Linked DNA regions of Homo sapiens: region 1 is linked to region 2. A link is a loop called in an ENCODE intact Hi-C map of the cell type or tissue named here. Cell type or tissue: HCT116. All regions are shown on one strand. Links, peaks and the distances in the headings refer to the core of each region. The heading gives the core; the rest is flanking DNA.

The links. Hi-C counts contacts between places; a loop is a spot of excess contacts. Peaks named below come from ENCODE experiments on the same cell type or tissue, not always from the same donor. Only the 100,000 strongest peaks of a DNase experiment are listed, where the experiment ranks them.
Region 1: it touches region 2 in a loop (2.5-fold over the local background); 3 of 110 quality-filtered maps call a loop at or near these places.

The regions. Positions count from the first base shown.
Region 1 is chr1:12,430,732-12,439,059 of GRCh38, reverse strand. The region is part of intron 65 of VPS13D (vacuolar protein sorting 13 homolog D); the gene reads right to left. Among named protein-coding and RNA genes, the nearest start is that of SNORA59A, 72 kb to the left of the region's middle. RefSeq lists a cis regulatory region at 5,496-5,506 and an enhancer at 5,429-5,573. In HCT116, for the core only: no CTCF peak of the experiment used is centred there; DNase peaks (open chromatin) are centred at 4,689, 5,189 and 5,409; H3K4me3 peaks cover 1,761 bases; H3K27ac peaks cover 2,144 bases.
Region 2 is chr1:12,536,325-12,544,652 of GRCh38, reverse strand. No RefSeq gene overlaps it. Among named protein-coding and RNA genes, the nearest start is that of LINC02766, 15 kb to the right of the region's middle. RefSeq lists enhancers at 2,796-3,090, 3,653-4,301. In HCT116, for the core only: no CTCF peak of the experiment used is centred there; DNase peaks (open chromatin) are centred at 4,282 and 4,652; H3K4me3 peaks cover 1,121 bases; H3K27ac peaks cover 963 bases.

The DNA of each region.
Region 1 (8,328 bases), core at 276-8,275, 110 kb after region 2:
AGTAGTAGGAAGCAAGGGTGCAAGGAGAAGTGTACTACAATAAAAACCAGGCCAAAGATGAACGAGGACTAGAAGGTGGGCGCGGGAGGGATATGTTCAGATTCGGGATCTGCTGAGGGACTGGACATGCGGCATGACCGAAAGGAGCCAAGGATGACTCCAAAGTATTTGAGCAACTGGCAGAAAGGAGATGGAGAAGAATAGCCAAAAAGCTATGAAGTGGCTAGCGCTATGCCTGGCACACAGGAGAGGATCAAATATTAGTTCTTCTTTACATGTCAAAATTTCAGTTCTGACTCAGAGCACAGGCAGCCAGCTCTAACGTGCAAGCGTCCCAACACTTGTTAACTTCCTCTCAAAACCAGAACACCTCTCATTATCTAATTCTTCTTTTGCCAGGGAGGAGGAGGTGAGATCTTAGGTTTCATGTGGTCGGCAAGGGCTGGGTGCTGATCTGTGTTTCCCCACTGAACAGGGAAGGATCAATGAAAAAGACAAGTAAACCACATGGTAAAAACTCAAGAAAATTTTAAAGAAACAGCATTCTGTGTTATGTGCTGTCTCAGTGTGTTCATGCTGCTACAACAAAATACCGTTAACTGAGTGGCTTACAAACAGCAGAAATTTGTTTCTCACAGTTCTGGAGGATGGGAAGTCCAAGATCAAGGTGACAGCAGATTCGGTGTCTGATTCAATGTCTGATGAGGGCCTGCTTCCTAGATGGCCATCTTTTCACTGTAACCTCACACGGTAGAAGGGTGGGCTAGCTCTCTGGGGTCTCTTTGATAAGGGCACCAATTCCTTGATCTAATCACCCCCAATGACCTCTTGACACCAACACCTTTGGGGTTAGAATTTCAACATATGAATTCTGGGGGGACACATTCAGTCCATAGTATAAGAAAATTTCTCTAAGTCCTATAACAGAGACTCAGTTTACTGAGTTCAGGACATAAGTGATGAGCTACAGATGCTCAAGTTTTAGGGGATGGGGGTGGGAAGACAGCTACGGAACACACATCAAGGTGTGCTAAGAAAGCCAGGGCTAGGAGAGTATATCCAGACTGATATTTTCCCAGGTTTTGCTCAGGGAACCCTTTCATTGCCACATTTGCCAACCAGCTCAACCTAAGTTCAATTTTAGGAGTCAAAGGGCCCAGCCTGTCTCCCATCCCAACAGCTGGAAAGATGCCATCCAGCACTGTAATTTTTGAGCGCAGGGAAAACATCAGGGCTCAAAGGTTCCAAGAAGTCCACAGGAAATCTACCTAGCCTTAGTCTAAACAATTGCAGAAAAACAGTCATTCCTGTCTCAAGATAAACATCCACTTTTAGTCTATACATGGAAAACTAAAACTACGAATCAAAAATTGGATACTGTTAGTTGCCTTGAATGGAAAAAGAAAGGATGGATTTCCAGAGAAAAATCTACTCATTGGAATGGATGGGGGAGGGGAGGGTTGGGTTAGAAAACCATGAACCACATTCCCATATGTAATGTGCTCTTCCCTCTCAAATTTAGCTCAAATCTAGTTTAGCTTTGTGTAAAGAAAATGGTGGAACAGTTGAATGGCCAGTCAAATGGGGTCAGATAGTTTCCCAAAATGTGGTTTGGGGATCAATGGCAAACACTTCATCTGTTGAGCTCCAAATTGCACAGGAAAGCACAAAGAATGCCCCCCTCCCTCCTTTCGTCCTGCCTTTCTAATCAGTTGTTTTAGGGTCTAAAGGCCTTTTCCTTTCACAAGGACCCTTAGTTTGTTTCCTCTGGGCTTTAGGGAGGGTGAATTTCTACTCTAGATGGAGATATTAGGTTAATGAGAAATGCTGGAGGCAGTTCATGACTTTGCACTAGACTGAGTCACTCTGGTCAGAAAGAACAGTTTGGTAACTCTGCAATCTACCTACTGCAAACAAGCCATGACTTGGTTTGGTTTTAGCTCTAATTATATAAAAAGTGAGTCAGGGTTTTTGGGTACCCCCCTCCCGCCGCCACACACACACACACGGTGTGACAGGCTGTTGTTTTTGTTTGTTTGGGCCCGCTCAGTGAAAGGTATAACTGTTTTACCCACATAAAAATACTTGCAAAGGCCAGGAGCGGTGGCTCACGCGTGTAATCCCAGCACTTTGGGAGGCTGAGGTGGGTGGATCACCTGAGGTCGGGAGTTCGAGACCAGCCTGACCAACATGGAGAAACCCTGTCTCTACTAAAAATACAAAATTAGCCAGGCGTGGCGGTGCATGCCTGTAATCCCAGCTACTCGGGAGGCAGAGGCAGGAGAATTGCTTGAATCTGGGAGGCGGAGGTTGCGGTGAGCCGAGATCACGCCATTGCACTCCAGCCTGGGCAACAAGAGCAAACCTCCGTCTCAAAAACAAAAACAAACAAAAAAAAACTTGCAAAAAATAATAGTTAACATTGTATATATGCAGATTATGGTCAAATCATGACAAATAACAATACTAGGCTCAAAAAGTGAAACATTCAGTTAAGTCTCTTCCCCTTTAAATTCACGTGGTGGGTGGGGGCGAAACAAGGGAAAACAAAGGGATGTACAATGAGCCAGTCTTTCCCCACTAGGCCAGCTCCTCATTCCAGAGGCCCACCTGCTAAGCTCCACTGACCCCTCCCTAGTCCTGCTGCTGCACACCCCAGGCTCCCTCCTGCTGGGACTGCTCCCTGTGTGCCTCTTCTTGTCCCCACCTGTCTCTTGTCCACATGGCAAGCATCTCCTTGGACTTCAGGATTGGGCACCGGCGTGCCTTCCCCTGTACAGACCTTCCTTGTCCTGGGTAGAAGAGTCCACCCCTTCCTGAGATCCCCCTACAGGAACCCCCACAGACACCAAACTCAAACCTGGAACACTTTCCCACATGTGTGTGACTGCAAGTCCTCCTCCCCTGCTGGATGGTGACCCCAAGGGGAGAGGGCTTTGTTTTGTTTATGTCTGTGTCCCCTGTGCCTAGCACAGAGCCTGGCATTTCTAGTTGTCCATACATAGTTGTGAACTTGCTCTAGAGACACAATAAATAGACCTGTTAACATGAGGTTATGCTTTTTGCACATAAATCTATAGTCAGCTCGATGTGTAGAGTTAGAGCAAAGTCAAAACTCCTTCACTAAGTGTCTCAGACAGGGTTAGAACAATTTCCTGGTTTCGGCCACACACTTTGGCCTGGATGGTACAGCATCTACAAAAGAGCTAATTATACAACACAGGGTAGCACAGGAAATGACTTTAAACTGTGACTCAAATTCTCTGTATCCCCTTGATAATACAGCCTTACATGGTTAATCCCTGCAAATATATCGCAGAGAGGTTCGAGAATGAAGCCTACTAGATAGAGTGCTGCTTTTGCACTGGTATTAAGAGGACGGGCTCTGAATCAGAGAATCTCGGTTCTTAGCCTGGCTCTCCTTGTAACCTTGGGCAAATTAGTTAATTTCTCTGAACGTCAGTATCCTCATTTACAAACTAGCATTCCACAGGGTCGTTATGAGGATTAAACAAATCAATTTGTATGAAGACTCAGAACAGTACCTGGCACATAGTGAAGCAGTCAATAAATATGAGTATCTTTTTGTTGTTGTTGTTCAGACAGGGTCCTGCTCTGTCACCCAGGCTGGAATGTGATGGTGCAAACACAGCTCACTGCAGCCTCAACTTCCTAGGCTCGGATGATCCTCCCACCTCAGCCTCCCATGTAGGTGTGACTACAGGCGGGTGCCACCACGCCCAGCTAATTTTTGTATTTTTTAGACTTTTTTTTTTTTTGGTCATGTTGCCCAGGCTGGTCTCGAACTCCTGAGTTCAAGCAATCTGCTCACCTCAGTCTCCCAAAATATTAGTACCATTTTTAAAGCTATCCATTCAGTTACTAAATTCAAAACTTATTTCAACTGGGCAATCAGTATCAGTGTCTATCCCATGTTTTCTGTATAGCAATGCTGAGAAATAAAGATAAATGTAATTAACATTTTAAACACTTACGGTAAGGATACACTAACATATTCCGCAGGGCTAAGTTAACTACTCCATTGTAACTATTTATTTCATAAACTGCATGGCAAGCCTGACAAGCCTACTGGTCAACTTTGACAAAAGATTATGTGAGACAAATGCCAAGGAAATACAAAATTAACATTGTTGTTACTCCTTATCAGACCACAGACAAAAACAAACCCACCAACAGTCCAGAATGAAGGAAACAGGTTGTTGGCTTTTGATTGGAATTTCCTAGGATTGTTACCATGTAGTACAAGATTAATCTAAATGTTTCTTTGTGCACAGACAAGCTTATGTGGAATGTATCAGAATAATATAATAAAGGCTTAGGTTTATGTGTGAACAAAACTGCTTTCAAAAATGTATCATTATCAGGCTGATTAAGAAAATACCACAGATTTAAACATACCTGAGGCCTATAAATAAGTTAGTTTGCTGCTTACTGGGGGTGGGGGGAATACACAGGCTAAATAAACAAACGAAAGTACAGGAAAATCAAACACTTTCAAATGAGCTTTCTTCCTTAAGTAGGTGTAACTAAAACCCAGTTGTATGCTAGGACTACTGAGTATTTTCAAGATAGTGCATGCTGTGGCATTTTAAACCACAGAGCCAAGCTGCTACCACCGCCACCTCAACCACCAAACTTTAAGAGCACACGCTGTGCACTGACTCATTTCATCCTCCCAGCAGCACCCTTCACAGCTGGCAAGTGGATTTTCCAAGCAAAAGGGAGAAACCTAGAACACACCACAAATAGGTACCTATTTTTGCCTTGATGTGTCAAAGTCAGAGAAAAGGGCAAAATTCAAGCAGCTGACCAACGGCATTTCAACAACAGGATGTTCCCAGGGAGACTGCGGCAAAAGATGTCTTTCACAGTATATGTAATTCCACAAAAATAGCAGTTAAAACCAATACGGCATCAGGCACAATGAATGACAATTTCAGGTTAGAAATAACCAAATGCTCAGCCTCTAATTTGTTTTCTTCTGTTTTGAGGGATAAAACAGAGGAATAAAGAATGTGCTGGAAATTTGGGGAATGCACTTCAAACTTCTTTCCTCCTCCTCCTCCTCCACACACACACACACACACACTCTCTCTCTCTCTCTCTCACTCTCTCTCTCTCCCCACCCCCTACCTCCTCCTCTTTGTAAAAGGCCTTTAATTAGCTCACATCCTATCCTGGCCAGGGCTGCCTAATACATTCTGACACCAGCCTGTTGGCCAGGCAGTGGGGTCTAAGTGCAGGCCTGATTAGCGGGATCCCAGTGGATCCCCTGCCGCTCTTATCTCCACAGATGCCTGATGAGTTTGGTATCTTCCTCCCAGCCCTCCCGGGAAGCTGCCCCAGCAGGTGCCCATTGGCAATAGTTTTGTGTTACAGGCCTGAATGAATGATCCCCGCAGGAGCTGCCGACTGTTTTCACAGACACAGAAGGCAGTCAAAAGTCCACTGCGTGAACTTGGAATGACCCCAGCTGCAGAGTCACTGGCGGGTTCATCGGGAGGGCAGGCACGCTTTATTAAACAACTAATACTCTTCACAGATAACTTTCCGAAAAAGCAAAAGTGTTAACTCTTTGCAATCTTGCTCTGACAAAACACTTCAGCTGTGGCGGGGCTCCCTGTGTGACTGAGGGTCTGAACCCAAGTGAGGGCTCTGAGATGGAGGAATGGCGCCAGCAGGGACCATGATTTCATCTGGCCTGAAGAAGGGTTGGGACTCAGTCACCATTTGGTCTACTGTTTTGTTGTTGTTTTTTTGTTTTTTTGTTTTTTTTTTTTCCCCAAGCGTTCCAGATTAAAGCGAAAAGGCAAAAAGCAAAGGTTTCGAGCACCTACTCCAGGGAGGACAGTGTGGCTGGGAGTCAGCCTGACAGTTACAGCCCCCAGCCAGGCCGGCTCTCAGCACCTCCAGAACAAGAGGGTGGCCCCTGGCTCATTCTGCCACATGCCTGTGCACCCTCGCAGATATGCGTGGGCCCCCATGGGGCTTCCATTCTAAGTTACCAGGAGAGAAAAGGTACTAAGGTACTAAGCTGTGAAGGCCATTGCAAACTCTCATCACCTGTGGGACTGGTGGGGCAGTCATTTTGTTGGCAGCAGCCAGATGCTGTGCAGTGGGTTCCCTTTAGAAGGAGGACTCAGACGCCAGGCACAGTGGCTCATGCCTGTAATCCCAGCACTTTGGGAGGCTGAGGCAGGAGGATCACTTCAGCCCAGGAGTTAGAGACCAGCCTGAGCAACATAGAGAAACCCCATCTCTACGAGAAAAAAAAATTTAGCCAGGTGTGGTGGTGTGCTCCCGTAGTCCCAGCTACTCAGGAGGCCGGGTTGGGAGGATTGCCTGAACCCAAGAAGCAGAGGTTGCAGTGAGACAAGATGGTGCCATTGCACTTCAGCCAGTGAGACTGTCTTAAAAAAAAAAAAAAAAGGGAAAGGATTCAGAAAAGGAAAGGGGTTCAGATCAAAGTGTTCTCATAACGAAGACAAAGCCATCACAAGTTCTTCCAGGGTTGCTGGACAGCAGGCAACTGGACACATCCACATTTTCAGTGTCCACTGAGAGGTACAGCAAACAGCCACTTCTGTCCTAGGGCAAGAACCAGTACTAAAGATGTTTTCGCTCTTTTCTTTTTTTTTTTTTTTGAGACGGAGTTTTGCTCTTGTTGCCCAGGCCGGAGTGCAATGGCACAATCTAGGCTCACAGCAACCTCCGCCTCCCCAGGTTCAAGCGACTCTCCTGCCTCAGCCTTCCAAGTAGCTGGAATTACAGGCATGCACCACCATGCCCATCTAATTTTGTATTTTTAGTAGAGATGGGGTTTCTCCAAGTTAGTCAGGCTAATCTCGAACTCCCGACCTCAGGTTATCCGCCCGCCTCAGCCTCCCAAAGTGCTGGGATTACAGGTGTAAGCCACCGCACCTGGCTTGCTCTTTTCTTTCACACAGCCTTTAGAAAGAACCCGATGACAATTCTAACAACATACAGAGAAAAACATATGAACATTTAGAAAAATTTTAAAATTCATTTTAACCCACAAAGTTAGATTAATTTTGGCATCACCCAAAGACTATGTGTCTATTAAAGTTTCATCTCTACTACATCTCACCACTGCCCACTAAATCTAATTATAAAGGGATTCCCTATTTCTTTCTTTTCATGGGGGCAGGTCTTGTTCTGCTTTCAGGAGAGATGCAAAAGTTTTGCATGGGTTTACTCACTGGGTAAGATTCTGCTGAAGGACTAGTAATAGAAGGTGCTTTAAGGAGCTGTACTACCTGCAGCCCCTTCCGGTAAGTTGACCTTGACACAGAACAGACTGGTTCAGTGCAACAAACCCTTGAGGGCTTCCTAGATCACAGGCTAAGTGCTTAGGGTTAAAGATACCAAGACGAGTATGACTTAGTCCCTTGTACTCATGGAACTCAGTATAGTATGGGAGACAGACACACAAATGGATAAAAAATAAAGAACGCTGAGAAGATATACAGTAGGCAAGGCTTACACCCTACTACTTTTCTCCCCCTCACTCCTACCAAGCAGGTGCCCACAAGCTGCCGGCCCAGTCTCAACAATCATACTAGATCTGTAGCCAGAAAGCCTGGGTTTGAGGGCTAGCCCTGTGACTAATTAGCTTTGAGAACCTTACAGGGTCTCAGTTTCTCTACCTATAATTTGAGAGGGCTAAAGGCTGGCCTTAAGGTTCTTTCCCAAATCTGCTATCCAAAGAGTTTCTACTGAATATCAGCGATTGTGTTAAGAGTCTGCATCTGGGAAAAGCTATTGTAGCTTTGCCATATTCAGCTGGAATAACTAAGAAAAGTTTTAGTGTTGACACATCTCTTAGGAAGAATACAAGATGGGGTTAAATAGGCAAAAGTTAGAGAGTTTAAATTATCATATGAAATATTATTAAAACTAGGCTTCTCACCAAATTCAATTTTTTAACATAAGTTAGACACAGTTCACTGTTATGTTTTTACCTTTTACAGAGAAACAAGTGGCAAATTCTTCCTGTGTTTAGTCCTAACAACTTTTATCTCTCCATATAATTTATTTGTTGAGGCACCTCAGTTTGTCACGTTAATTGATTTCTAAGCAACTCTTCTGTAGCAATCCTACAACTTTCACTTGCTAATTCTACTGGACACAAAATCCAAACAGGCTGGTAAAATCTATCTGGCTTTGCCCCCTTTTGCTTTGTTTCTTAGTGATCGTAGGACTGGAGATTTGCATGACCCGCTGAGACTATAGAACCAAGCATTCACACAATCTGGCGTGGGTGCTAGGAAAGCAAGGCCCTCTTGG
Region 2 (8,328 bases), core at 230-8,229:
GGGATGGAAACATCGTTTTATGACTTTCTTTCTCTGGGTGTGAGTTAATTTCTAAGTACGACAGCAATTTGCAATACCTTCAACAGCAGAGTGAGTACCTGAATTTCTCTGCATGCTTCAGAATCCTGGGTGTGACCTTGAGAACACTTTTCTTTTCCTGGTGCAGTGGCTCATGCCTGTAATACCTGCACTTTGGGAGGCTGAGGCAGGAGGATCACTTGAGCCCAGGAGTTTAAGACAAGTCTGGTCAACATAGGGAGATAGGGAGGCCCTTTTTCTACCAAAAAAAAATTAAAATTAGCCGGGCATGGTGGCACATGCGGGCAGTTCCACCCGTGGTCCCACTGAGATGGGCAGATTGCACTAAGCCATGATCACACCACTGGACTCCAATCTGGGTGCCAGAGCGAGACCTTGTCTCAAAGAAAAAAACCTTGTTTTAAATTCATTTTGTAAATATAAAATAGCCTCTTAATACTGCCTTAGTTTCCCCCTCTTTGATGATGAGTGAGGACAATCACGTGAACTCAGAGCACGTGAGCTTGCCATGTTAATTAACCTCTGAGCCCCAACCGGGTCAGATATAAACTGGGAATGCTGCCATTTCCAGCTGGTAAGTTTTTCTTTTTGTCCAATTCAACCAATCATTTGATCTTGATTTGTTTATTTATAGGAGCTTTAGATACATGCGGTACTTTCAGAATAGCAAAATCAAAACATGGTCTTTGCCCCAAGAACTTACGACCTATTTCCATATTGCCAGTGTGTCTCAGAACTACCCTAAATGAGTCTTAGGAGTAGTTTGAATGTCCAATAGTAATTACGTCATCTGCGGAACCCAGACGCCTCAGAAATAAATTAATTTCATCCCAGACGTAGTTATCAGGGTTGTGGCTATGTAAACAGTTTTCATCATTTCATACCTGAATGAATGAATTATATTCTGCAGAAAACTGGTTGGTTGGAGAGATTTAATTAAGACAGGAATGCAGGAATTTTCTTGGGACAAACAAAAGGATTATAGAACTTTGTAAATAATATACAAAAAAATTAGAAACGTACATTTGTTGGTTGGATTTTCTTTCTTTCTTTCTTTCTTTCTTCTTTCTTTCTTTCTTCTTTCTTTTTCTTTTTTCTTTCTTTCTTTTTTTTTTTTTTGACAGGATCTCTGTCGCCCAGGCTGAAGTGTGGTGGCATTATCCTGGATGGCTCACTGCAGCCTCGACCTCCTGGACTCAAATGATCCTCCCACCTCAGCCTCCCCAGTAGCCGGAACCACTGGTGAGTGCCACCATCCCTAGCCAATTATTTTATCTGTAGAGATGAGATCTCGCTATGCTGCTCAGGCTTCTCTTGAACTCTTGGGCTCGAGTAATTCTCCCACCTTGGCCTCCCAAAGTGCTGGTATTATAGGTGGGAGCCACTGTGCTTGGCCATTTGGTTGGATTTTCTTGCTATACTCCCTGTGCTAATGAAGTGAGATGTAAAACTTACTTCAGTGTCTAATACAGATAAGCATTCAATGAATGCTGACTGCCCAACTCTAGTTTCTTCATATGTAAGTGATTCTTTCACGTCCTCTGTTTGTCTACATTAAACTCAATGTTTTTCTTGTTTATTTTAATGAATTCTTTATATATTGTAGCCACTCTTTTGCTTCCTGTTTCCTGACATTTTACTTTGTCCACAAAATTTAGAACATTGGAAACATTTCCTGTCCTGGGTTACATTAGAGTCACACTCCTGCTATTCTATGCTCTACCCCCAACCCCCCCACCGCCCCCCGCCACCAACTCTCTAAGACTCAGTGGGCTGAAATGAGAGCCAGGAGGTTTACCAGTTGGAGCAATTTAGTTGATTTTGTCCTGGGCTCAGGCAGCTTTCCCTGATGTCATTTGTTCCCTGGGGATTTGGCTCACTGAAGCACACAGGATAATTCTTCTGGAATGAAAGGACTTAGAATCTCCTCATTCAGAGGGTCTCTTGCCTCAAATTCTATTCTGGGTCCGTTTTCTTATTTTATGGTGGTAATTGTTATTGTTCTTGCTTTTTTTCCTTTTGCAGCAAACTCACTCATTATCAAATATCCAACAAGAGTGTTCTAGGTGCAAGACTTTGAATTTTGGGGACACAATGGTGAACAAAACAGACATGTCCCTGCCCAAGCGGAGTTCACAGCAGAGTTCCTGGGAGATGCACACTGGCCAATGCCATCCAGTCCACAAGTGCTCATCAGGCACCTGCCGTGTGCCAGGCTGTCTTCTGGGCCTGGGGACAGACACGTGAGCAGAGATGGTCCCTACCATCTCTGCATCGGGAGCTTATCATCAACACAAATCCACGAAACATGACATTTAACATGCGCAAAGCTGCAAAGGAAGGGCTGGCAGAGCCACGTGGACTACGGTACAGGGAGGGACTTATTCTGACCAGGGGTCTGCCAGGAGGGGTGTCAGTCACGGAAGGCTTCCCTGAGGAAGCGACCTGTGTCATGAGCTCTGATGGCTGACTTAGAATTAACCGGGCAAATGGGGACAAGACTTTTTGACACAAAGGGAATAATAGATGCAAAGCACTTGGGGTGGGAGGAAACAGTTTTAAGGGCCCACTCAGGGCTGGATCCAGGGTGGGGCACCGGGATTCTTGGGGCCAAAAGGCTGGGTTTCTCCTCGTCTGGTGAATCAGAGTTTGGGGGAAGCCTCTACTGGTTTAGCCCACCCTCAGAGCCCTGATCCACCAGCTGGGCAGCTCAGCTCATCTTTTGTCTGGTGGTGGGGAAAGGCTGTTGGAGGCGCTGAGGGGCAGAAGCCTGTTTTTGGAGGGCCCGTGGCAGAGAGTGAGGGAGGGCCACGTGGAGCCCCACGGTCACCCTGCTACTTTCTCTGACCTCAGCTGCGGCTTGGCCTCCCGCCCTTTGGGAGTTCACAGGGAGGTGAAATCTGCAAGCGGAGGCTGGTTTCTTCCCCTCCTGGGAGGACTGAGCTATCCAGACAAGGCCCGGGAAGGCCCCTTCCTCCCCTTCCAGGGCTCTCTGGGATCTGATGAGCCATTTGTCCAGCTCTGTCTTCTCCCCTCCCCAGCTCTGGGGACAGAGCAGCTGGGACTGCAAAGACTGTCCTGTTCCTGATGTAGGTCCCCACACCTGGAGACCCAGGGGCTGAGGCCGGCCCCCTGCACCTCCTCCAAGCTGCTGAGCTCAACTGCACTCTGTGGCCCCAGGAAGGCATGGGAAAGGCTGCCCCCCTGGAGCACTTCATGGCTGTCGAGGCGCACGTTGCAAATCAGGCTCTGGCCCTTTGCCTCTGCGAGCACTGGGGGCTGTCACTTACGACCCTGTCCTTACAGGGAAATTCCAGCCCACAGCTCAGGGCCTTGGGAGCAGCCGCATAGACTTCGGAGCCAGGCAGCTCTGGGTTGGCGTCCCTGACCTGTCTCACTCTCTGCAGGACACTGGGCACATTTACGTCTCTGAGCTTCAGTTTCTCCATGTGTAAAAAGGGGTCTACCCCTAAGCTGCAGCGCTGTGGTACTTATGGTGGCAGCTGGTGACAATTCCTGACAGCGGGAGTTGGGGGGTTCTTTACCACCAGTGGCTCCTCTCAGAGTCATTCAACCCAGGCAGGGGCACTGGGGAGATGGTCAGTACCGCCCAGGTAAACCGAGGCCTCACGTGTAGGAGCCTGCTTTCTGGAAGGGAGGCTCTGCCAGCAAGTCTCATTTCATCCTCAAAAGAACCCAGGGATGTAGTTATAAGCAGGATTCGCCTCTGACAGATGAGGAGAGGTTCAGAGAGGTTGACAAACTCACTCAAGGTTGCACAGCAAGTAAAAGGCCCAGCTGGGATCCTTCAGGGATTGCTGGACCAGGGAGCCCCTCCTCTGCACCGTCAGGAAGGGTCCAGTGCTGGGCCCTGAAGCCAGGAGCCCGAGAGGACGTTCTCAGCACCAGCTCCGCCTGCAAGCCCAGGATTTCCCACCCCCATGCACCGCACCCAGGACCCCAGGACAGTGCCCCTCCCCGCACACTGGGCTCTGGCCTCAGCCTGCCTCTGGGAACTTGGCGTTGGAGTTGGGGGAGGGTGGAGGGAAAGGCAGCCTTCGGAGCTGTCCCTGGGAGGGGAGCCGTTTGGCGTGAGGGCCGGGCCAGGCCGGCCTCCTTTGTTGCAGGCTGACAGGACGGTGCGGCCACCACACACTTCAGCTGCCAACTCGCCGCGGTCACTCAATCCATCACCGAGGGCGGGGGCTCCCGGCCCTGCTGGCTCCTGGCCGCTCGGCCTGCGATGTTGTTTTAGTCTGACTCGGGCTGTGAGATAAACGGGGCATGAACCGGTCCCCTGGCAGGGGGTCAGCCCCTTCTGCCCTCATTAAAGTGCCAATCAAGAAGAGGAATGGAGACGCTGAGTGAGCTCAGCCCTCTCGGCCAAGGGGGCAGGAGCCGGTCCCCCCACCACGGATGCCTGGAGAATTCCATCCATCCAAGGCCTGCGGGCGTCTGGTTGCAACACACCCAAGCAGCCGGCCCTTGGTGTTCCGTTCCTTCCCAAGCCTGCGTATGTGAGCAGCGGGTGGGGTGGGTACTTGCGACTTTGAATTTCCAGCTCCCCCAACTGGAAGGGAAATTCAAAGCAGCAAGTACCCACCCACCTCCTGCTCACACGGGCAGGCTCGGCTTGCTGTTGTGGCAACGTCACAAACCACCCCAAAACTTTATGGCTTAAAACAATTATCTCCAGGCATGGTGACTCATGTCTGTAAAACTAGCACTTTGAGAGACCAAAGTGGGAGGATTGCTTGAGGTCAGGAGTTCGAGACCAGCCTGGCCAACATAGTGAGATCCCACCTCTATCAAAAAATATAAAAATTAGCTGGATTAATGGGGCACACCTGTAGTCCCAGCCACTCAGGAGGCTGAGGCAGGAAGATCACTTGAGTCCAGGAGTTCAAGGCTGCACTGAGTCACTTGCACTCTAGCCTGGGCCACAGAGCAAGACCCTCTCTCAAAAAACCAAACCAAACCAACCAAACAAAAAAACACCCAGCCATTTGATGATCTTGTTTGAACCTGAGGGTGGACAGGGCTCAGCTAGGTGAATCATCTGCTCCATCATCTGCTGGGGTGGTGGCTGGAGGGGCTGTTTGCTGGGGCTCTTCTGGGCTGAAGGGTTCAACATGGCTCAGGCATGTGGCATCTTTGTGGGGACACCCAGAAGGCTGGGACACCTGGTTCACGAGGATGGCTGTGCCTGTCTCTCTGTCCCTGTGGAGTCTCGGGGCCTCTCTCCCTGTCTTACATGGCCTCTCCATGTGGTCTGTCCTGCAGGGTAGCCAGACTATTCAGTGACTTGGGGCTCCCAAAAGCACATGAGTGAAGGTGCTAGGCCTTCATAAGGTTTTGGCCTGGAACATGGCACAGAGGAACGTCTGCCCCATCCTAAAGCAAGTCAGGAACCAGCTCTCTTTTCTCCTGGGCACTCTGCCTGGAGGGCAAGTGGATCAGCAGCCTCTTGGGGTGTGGGGTGAGGTGGCTGGAATTCTCTCTCTCTCTCTATATATATATGTATACACACACACACACACACACACACACACACACACACACTCCACAATTCTTCAACTCTCTGGAAGAACCCCTCAAAGTCTATAACAAGGCATTCGCAAAAACATAATTAATAGTATGCTTTCATATTAATTTTACATATTAAATAAAAATAATAATTGGACCGGGTGCAGTGACTCACACCTGTAATTCCAGCACTTTGTGAGGCCAAGGCAGGGAGATCACTTGAGGATCTGCCAGGAGTTCAAGACCAGCCTGGGCAACATGGCAAAACCCTGTCTCTACAAAAAATTAGCCAGGCATGGTGACGTGTGCCTGTAGTCCCAGCTACTCGGGAAGCTGAGGTGGGAAGATCACTTGAGCACAGGAAGCAGAGGTTGCAATGAGCTGAGATTGCACCACTGCACTCCAGACTGGGAGACAGACTGAGACTGTCTCAATAATAATAGTAATAATAATAATAATTGTTACCATTGCTTAAGAACTTATGCCAAGCATTGTTCTAAGCAATTATAGCTTATTTAATTCCCCTGATAGCCCTGTAGGGATGATATAACTATTACCCTTGCTTTACATGTGTCTAAGATAAGTGGCTAAACTGTAATAGACTCCCAAACATTTAGTAACTCAAACACAATAGAGGTTTTTATCTTGCTCTCTTAAGGAAAGATCAGCATTCCTGGTGGGCAAGCAGCCCTCCTCCCTTTAGTGTCCCATAGATCCAGGCTCCATCCATCCTGTGACCCCCACCCCTCACCTCTGGTCCCCAGTAGTGCATAGATCACTCTGGCAGCTACATGAAGACTGGGCCATGGATGGTGTGTGCAGCTGTGGGCAAGCAGAGGGGTTTGGGATATTCACCATTTGCCTTCTAAATTTACTCTCCCTTTGTTCACCCTGCTCTCTGCCCTGGGAGGCTGCCCTCTGTGGACTATATCAGTGGGCTCCCCAACCCTCCAGCTTCCAGTTAGGCTCAGCCAGTGGGAGACAGAGCAGGAGATCAGAGGGCAAGAGGAGAGGGGAGGGTATTGATTTCCCTGGCTCTCTGTCTCCACTAGGCTGTAGTTTGGAAGTAGCTGACTTTTTCTACCAAAGGCTATGGCTCCTATCAGGGGGCCGGCAGCTTTGACTCTCACCCATCTTAGGGATGGTAAGAGGATACGTCACCGTCTCTTGTTGGTACCCCTGATCCCACCCGCAGCTTGTAATCAGCCCGTCTGCTAACCTCTCTGCAATCTCTGTATCTGTCAGAGGATACAGCTCATCTACATTCTGCAGTGGTCTCAGCTGGCACAGGAGGCAAGGGAGGAAGCAAGGAACCATTGAGAATGCTACAGTAATAATCCAGGAGGGAGATGATGGTGGGGTAGCTTTCCAAGGTCGGGCCAACAGGATTTTCTGATGGATTGGATATGGGGTTCGAATAAAAGAGAAGTTTCCAGGATGATTCCAAAATGGTTGGCTTGAGCAACTGGGAAAATGGAGTTATTTATTAAGATGGGTAAGACCAAAGGAGAGGCAGGCTTGGTCAGTTTTGGACATGTTAAGTAAGGCATGCTTTTTAGGCTTCTAAATGGAGACATTGAGAGGCAGATGGAGCTCTGAGTTTGAATTTCAGGGCAGAAATTCAGGCGGGAGATAAGACTATGAGACCTGCCCATATACAGATGATATTTAAAGCCATAGGACTCAGAGAGATAACCAAGGAGAGTTTGGCTGAAGAAAGGAAGAGGACTTACAGTGAATGCTGCGGCTCTCCAACATTTGGAGGCCAGGAAGATGAGAACAAAGAATAACGAGTGAAGTAGGAGGAAAATGAAGGAATTGGGTATTCTGGAAACAAAGTAAAAAAAAAAAAACTTTCAAGAAGGAGAGAGTGGCTGGGCACGGTGGCTCACGCCTGTAATCCCAGCACTTTGGGAGGCCAAGGTGGGCAGATCACGAGGCCAGGAGATCGAGACCATCCTGGCTAACATGGTGAAAACCCAACTCTACTAAAAGTACAAAAAATTAGCCGGGCGTGGTGGCACGCACCTGTGGTTCCAGCTACTCAGGAGGCTGAGGCAGGAGAATCACCTGAACCCAGGAGGCAGAGGTTGCAGTGAGCCAAGATTGTGCCACTGCACTCCAGCCTGGGTGACAGAATGAGACTCCATCTCAAAAAAAAAAAAAAAAAGAAGGAGAGAGAGTGCTCAATCATGACAAATACAGCTTTTATTCAGATTAGATAAGGCCTTATCATGAAGATTAGAGTTTGAAATATGAATGTCATTGATTATCTGGAAAGGGTGAGGTTGTGGGGATGAAAGCTTAATTGGCAAGGGCTCAGAGAAAAGGAGAAATTTCTGGTTCTATCCATGGCAGAGTAGTTGGTACTGGACAAATCTGTCACAAATAACTGCAAAAATGGTCAAAATATATGAAACAATTATTAGGCATTAGACTGCAGGCATTGCCATGCTACAATCCTTTAAAAAGGGAAACACAAAAGGCTGAACTACACATCCCCCTTGACTTTCTGCCTTGGGGTAATTTTCAAACTGTGGTACCAGGAAGAGGATTACAAGCAGAGAGTCACAGTCTCTCTGGGTAGAGAAAAGGAAGCTCAGGGTTCAGGGCAGCAAAAACAGCTAGAATTTGTGGGCAGGTTACCAAAAAGGAGGGAACCACAGAGAAATCCAGAAAGGCTACCATTCAGAAGTAAAGATCATACCTTAAGAGTAAGGGCTTCCTCCTAAAACTGTGACTAAAACTGAAATAGAACCACCC